Regions from separate parts of the Homo sapiens genome. Here region 1 is linked to region 2. A link is an interaction called in ENCODE POLR2A ChIA-PET data of the cell type or tissue named here. Cell type or tissue: B cell. All regions are shown on one strand. Each heading gives the region's core, and the rest is flanking DNA. Links, peaks and the distances in the headings are about the cores only. Region 1 overlaps SESN3 (sestrin 3). Region 2 has its middle 56 kb from the start of SESN3.

The links. Peaks named below come from ENCODE experiments on the same cell type or tissue, not always from the same donor. Only the 100,000 strongest peaks of a DNase experiment are listed, where the experiment ranks them.
Region 1: POLR2A ChIA-PET joins it to region 2 with 6 read pairs; 9 of 35 experiments call an interaction of 5 or more read pairs at or near these places.

What each region holds. Positions count from the first base shown.
Region 1 is chr11:95,215,794-95,218,719 of GRCh38, forward strand. All of the region lies in intron 1 of SESN3 (sestrin 3), which reads right to left. Among named protein-coding and RNA genes, the nearest start is that of SESN3, 14 kb to the right of the region's middle. In B cell, for the core only: no CTCF peak of the experiment used is centred there; no DNase peak of the experiment used is centred there; H3K27ac peaks cover 548 bases.
Region 2 is chr11:95,285,573-95,288,498 of GRCh38, forward strand. No RefSeq gene overlaps it. Among named protein-coding and RNA genes, the nearest start is that of SESN3, 56 kb to the left of the region's middle. In B cell, for the core only: no CTCF peak of the experiment used is centred there; no DNase peak of the experiment used is centred there.

The sequences.
Region 1 (2,926 bases), core at 165-2,664, 70 kb before region 2:
ATGTCTTCATTTTAGAAATCCTTGGCCGGGCGCGGTGGCTCACGCCTGTAGTCCCAGCACTTTGGGAGGCCGAGGCGGGCGGATCACGAGGTCAGGAGATCGAGACCATCCTGGCTAAAACGGTGAAACCCCGTCTCTACTAAAAATACAAAAAATTAGCCGGGCATGGTGGTGGGCGCCTGTAGTCCCAGCTACTTGGGAGGCTGAGGCAGGAGAATGGCGTGAACTCGGGAGGCGGAGCTTGCAGTGAGCCGAGATCCCGCCACTGCACTCCAGCCTGGGCAACAGAGAGAGACTCCATCTCAAAAAAAAAAAAGAAAAAAAAAAAAAAAGAAATCCTTTATCTTAAATTGATTGATATACAATAGACAGCACACTGCATTTTAGTTTCTAAGTGCTCTACACCTTCTGTCAAATAGTTGATGATCCATAAACAATAAAATGTGTTAAGATGACTATAAAGGTAGAACAAAAAGAAATGGCCTTTTATAGTAACAATGGACTCCTCTTTGACAGTCATGTAATGTATACCTATCACTGAAAAGGAAATGGACAGGTTAGGACTGCTAGAGGACATATTACTTCATTTTTGTGATATCATGGCACTTTTTATGAATGATAACACAGTAGTTTATTAAATGCAAAATTTACTAAATATACACTGTCACAATGAGTTCAAATTTTAGTAGCACTCTAAAATGAAAAATGAAATGCTTCAGCACATTGATGGCAACATTCTAGGTAATTTCTTATTCAGTGTTTTTAAAAATCCAATTGTTTCTATAAATAATCTATATCTAACTACAAATGGAGTTATATCATTGAGGTGCTTATTATCAATTCATTCCATTTTCCACTGTGACAAATATGTTTTCCACAACAGCTCTAATAAAAATCTAATAATTAGTAAAGGAAGTAAGATAAAATCACATAGATATTAGCAATAATTAGTAAAGGAGGCAAGATAAAAAAAAAAAACCACACAGATGTCTTGTAGTTTAAAAGTTTAACATCAATTAAGAGTAAAATACTGGCCAGGCATAGTGGCTCACACCTGTAATCCCAGCACTTTGGGAGGCTGAGGCAGGTGGATTATGAGGTCAGGAGTTCGAGACCAGCCTGACTAATATGGTGAAACCCTGTCTCTACTAAAAATACAAAAACTAGCTGGGTGTGGTGGTGCATGCCTGTACTCCCAGCTTCTCAGGAGGCTGAGGCAGGAGAATCGCTTGAACCCTGGAGGTGGGGGTTGCAGTGAGCCACGATCATGTCACTGCACTCCAGCCTGGACAACAGAGCAAGACTCTGTCTCAAAAAAAAAAAAAAAAGTAAAATATTTTCCACTACTATATGCTTATACATCATGTGAATTTGTTTTTTAAAACCACATGTGTTTAGACTAGTGATACTTCACAAGATAAAAGACAGATAAGAAAGGTCACCCATATCAATGTATGCTTTTTGTGCATTTAATTCTCCCATATGTAATCATAAAACTGCACAACTATAACAAGAGTTAGTCAGGGGACTCCCTGTCAAATATAATTTGAAGCATACATTATTAAACTACTTAACTGTCAGCCACTGTAGCTCATGCCAGTAATCCCAGCACTTTGGGAGGCCAAGGTGGGTGGATCACTTGAGGTCAGGAGTTCAAGACCAGCCTCGCCAACATGGTGAAATCCCCGTCTCTACTAAAAATACAAAAATTAGCCGGGCACGGTGGTGGGCACCTGTAATCCCAGCTACTTGGGAGGCTGAGGCAGGAGAATTGCTTGAACCCGGGAGGTGGAGGTTGCAGTGAGCTGAGATGGTGTTGCTGCACTCCAGCCTGGGCGACAAGAGCCAGACTCCGTTTAAAAAAAAAAAAAAAAAGCTTAATTGTCAATCCTCATTTCAAAGGAAGAATTCTGACTGAATAGGGCTTGAATCTTGCACACTGCACTAGTTATGTCATGGCTTGATCTGGGTATCATTAGATCCCAACCATGGAACGCATCATATACTGATGCTTTCACAAATGTGCAACCTAGATAATGGTGCCATATTACTTACATTGATTAAATGCTCAGTGTGCAATTTTAAAAGATTATCCCTATAAAAAGTATTCTGAATGACTTGATTTTCCATTTTTAAATTACTGACATCCACCACTTCTGCTCATCAGAGGAAGGGTTTGTTTCTGCTGAATAATCTTCCTCTCACAACACTCTCCAACACCAACACTCACATATTCCTGCATCAGGTACCACCTTTGTCCCCTCTGGAGTAAGTGTAGGTTCATTTATTACATGACACATTTCTTGAGCACCACTATGCTAATGTTGGTTGGGGAAGGTAGGTAGAGAATTAGGATTTTAAGACAATAAGACAATTAGTTCAAAGCTTTACAATTACTTACTATAGAAGAACTACTGTGCTTATGTGTATGGCCTGTAAGCCCAAAATATTATTACCCAGCCCTTTACAGAAAGTTTACCAAATCCTACTCTTGACTGTAGTGTCAACTGGGAGGCATAACCTTGAAGATCTCTAAGAGACCCAGGCATAAGTTGCAAGTCATCACGCTACGTAGGTAAAAACTCTGATGTTCTCATTCTAAGTCTGTTCAGTGCCTAACAGGTGAGAGCACTTAATGTTTCCAAAATACACAAACTAATTAAAGATATTCATATAGTATTCAGTGATTTATAAATGTTTATAGCCTTAACATTTCTTGCCTAAGAATCTGAAGGCCAGGAAAAGGTAATAGCATCTGACATAGAATTCTGATAAGCATAAAATAGCAATCTGTATAATTTTACAAAAAAAACTGTTTCTACATTCCCATCTACCTAAACATAGATTTACCCTCTTTTTTTTTTTTTTTTTTTTTGAGACAGCATCTCGCTCTGTCGCCCAGGCTGGAGTGCAATGGCGCGATCTC
Region 2 (2,926 bases), core at 204-2,703:
AATCTCTTTTCTTTCAAGCCCACTGTAAATATTCTACCAGAATTGTGTTTCTAAAATTCAGATCTGATTATATTCTTTCTTTCTTAAAAAGCTTCTCCTCCCTTACTCCTTTCTTATTTGTATATTTTGTGCCTTTGTATGTTTCTCGACTTCCTTTTGAAGTTCTGGTGTAACCCAAGAGGTAGTTTTCAAAATCTGTCCAATATACCTCTCTGGCCTCATTTCTCACCTTCTCCAAACAAGCATCCTTCAAACTATCCCTGATGTGTGAACCTGCAAGATGCCCTGTGATAAGAGAGCCTGCCTGCTCTTGAGTGTCTCCATGTCAACCTGCCCCAGGACCATGCAAACTCTTCAGGAGGAGCAGGCAGTTCTTTTACTCAAGGGTTCAGTTAATCAGCCTTAAAGGGCACAGAGCCTGATAATTGGGAGTTGTGGTGGTGATGGTGGTGGTGGTTGTGGTGGTGGTGGTGGTGATGGTGGTGTTTTCCTAACCTGTTCCCCTACACCAAACAAAGGTGCCCCTATTTCTAGTCCCTCATGGCAGCTCTCTCATTCTCTGCCTTGATCTCCCCTATGTCGTCTCTTTCCTGAAACTTCCTCTTTAAAATCCTTCACACGGGTGGTCTACCCCAAACTCTCCTTGGGAAAAGGAAAATATCTTGGGAAGGTCTCTTCTTGGCATGGAGTGTTGTAGGGAACGGGGTTGGGAGATGATGGGTTCCACCTGAATTTACCTAATATTAAATTATAATTTCACAATTGTGAAATAGTTAATTTTTTTCTTCTGAATATCATATGGTCTATTCTCACCTGAGAAATACTCCTCAGTTAAAACGACACTGAGCCTATTAATTGCAAAGTAATAACTATGGCTTTATATGCTAAGGGAAGAAGGTAAGCTCTATGAGGGCAGGATTTTTGTTGTTTATTAACTGTTTTATCCAGAGCACCTGGAAAAGCCCCTGACACACAGCAGGATATGCTCTTCTTTCCGGGATTTCTTTTGTTACAAAAGACCCCTTGTTTGGCAGAGAATAGATTGATTTTTGCCTTCCTTAGGTAATTCTCATGGGTGGTGAGGATTTGGAGAATGTGGAAATGGTGTCTCAATTCTTTCAATGGTTTATAATTTCTAATGATAACTTTATGAAAAACATTAAAATAAATGTAATGTGGTATTTTTTTCCCCAACGAAAACGTGAGTCCATAGAATGAACTCTTTCATCCCAAAGACAGCTTCCCAGTTTCATGTCCTGAAAGCAGTCACTATTGACAGGCTGTGTTTTTAATTTTACTGGTAACCACTCAACTTTAGAAAATATACTCGCCCTTCTGTTTCTTGTTATCATCAGCTGGAGAGAATTATTGACTATGAAAGATCAGAAAGTAACACTACATCATTGCCCACTCTCTTCCTGCTTGTCTACTGTTTTTTCTTTCATATTTTACTTTTTAAAACACTTTTTTGATCCACATTTTGGGAGCTTTTTTTGACTTTATTTTTTTGAGTATCTAAATTATTTTGAGGTATTTTTTGGGGTCCGCTGTATTCAGCATATTCCTGTCCACTTTTTAAACTTCTTAGAACTTTTAATTTCCTGTTTTGGACTGGTTGCTCCTTTTTTTTTTTTTTTTTTTTTTTTTGAGACGGAGTCTCACTCTTTCGCCCAAGCTGGACTGCAGTGGCGCTATCCCGGCTCACTGCAAGCTCCGCCTCTTGGGTTCATGCCATTCTCCTGCCTCAGCCTCCCGAGTAGCTGGGATTACAGGCGCCCGCCACCACGCCCGGCTAATTTTTTTTTTTTGTATTTTTAGTAGAGACGGGGTTTCACCGTGTTAGCCAGGATGGTCTCGATCTCCTGACCTCGTGATCCGCCCGCCTCGGCCTCCCAAAGTGCTGGGATTACAGGCGTGAGCCACCGCGCCCGGCCTGGTTGCTCCTTTTTACATAGTATTCTGTTCTTATTTAATTGATGCAACATCTTGAATATCTGAGGATTTTAATTAAAATGTTTTGAAAAGGTTCTTTCTGTTCCCTGGATTATCTCTGTTTCCTTTGTGATTTTAGTCCTTTTCTTTATATGCTGTTTGTTTTCTTCCAATATCTATTGATAATTTTCAGTTTATCTTTATGAGCAAGGGTTATGCCATCAGCTATACTTTTTCTGCAACTGTATAGATCCTTGGATTAAAGAGCTACTTCTAGGCTCTTTATAAGTAGGTTTTCCTCCAGAAGGCAGTTTGGGGGTTCCTACCTACACTTGCAAAGGAGGATGGCTTTTTTTTTTGGTGGCAGAGAACTTAGGAAGACAGTATTTCACTTAAGGGCAGAGTTGCCTTTCGTTGTAATTTCTCAACTTGCTCCTCCTCTTCCCCCTAAACACACTATTGTATGTCTGTGTGGGAGGTTCAAGAACTACCTAAAGCCCTAGTTTTCTTTTCTGATACTCTCACAAGGTGAATTTTCCAGGAAGATTTTCCTTAGACAACCATTTCCTTAGACATATTTATTTATATTTATATTTATTTATATTCATATAAATTTATATATTATATATTATATCTAATTATATATTTATATGTAAAATATACCTTGTAAATAAATACATTATTTATAATATATATTTATATATTATATTTATATATAAATTTATATTTACATAAATTTATTAAATTTATATAAATTATCTATTTATATATTTATATATAATATATATTATATAATATTATATATTATATATAATATAATATATATAAATATATATAATATATATTATATATATTTTCCTTAGACAACCATTTCCTTAGAAATACTTTCCTTAGACAACCATTATTCATTTTTGTTTCAGTGAAACATTTAAAGGATGGAAATAGATGTGAACATTAAGTCTTACATTATATACCACATTTTTCTTTTACTGTA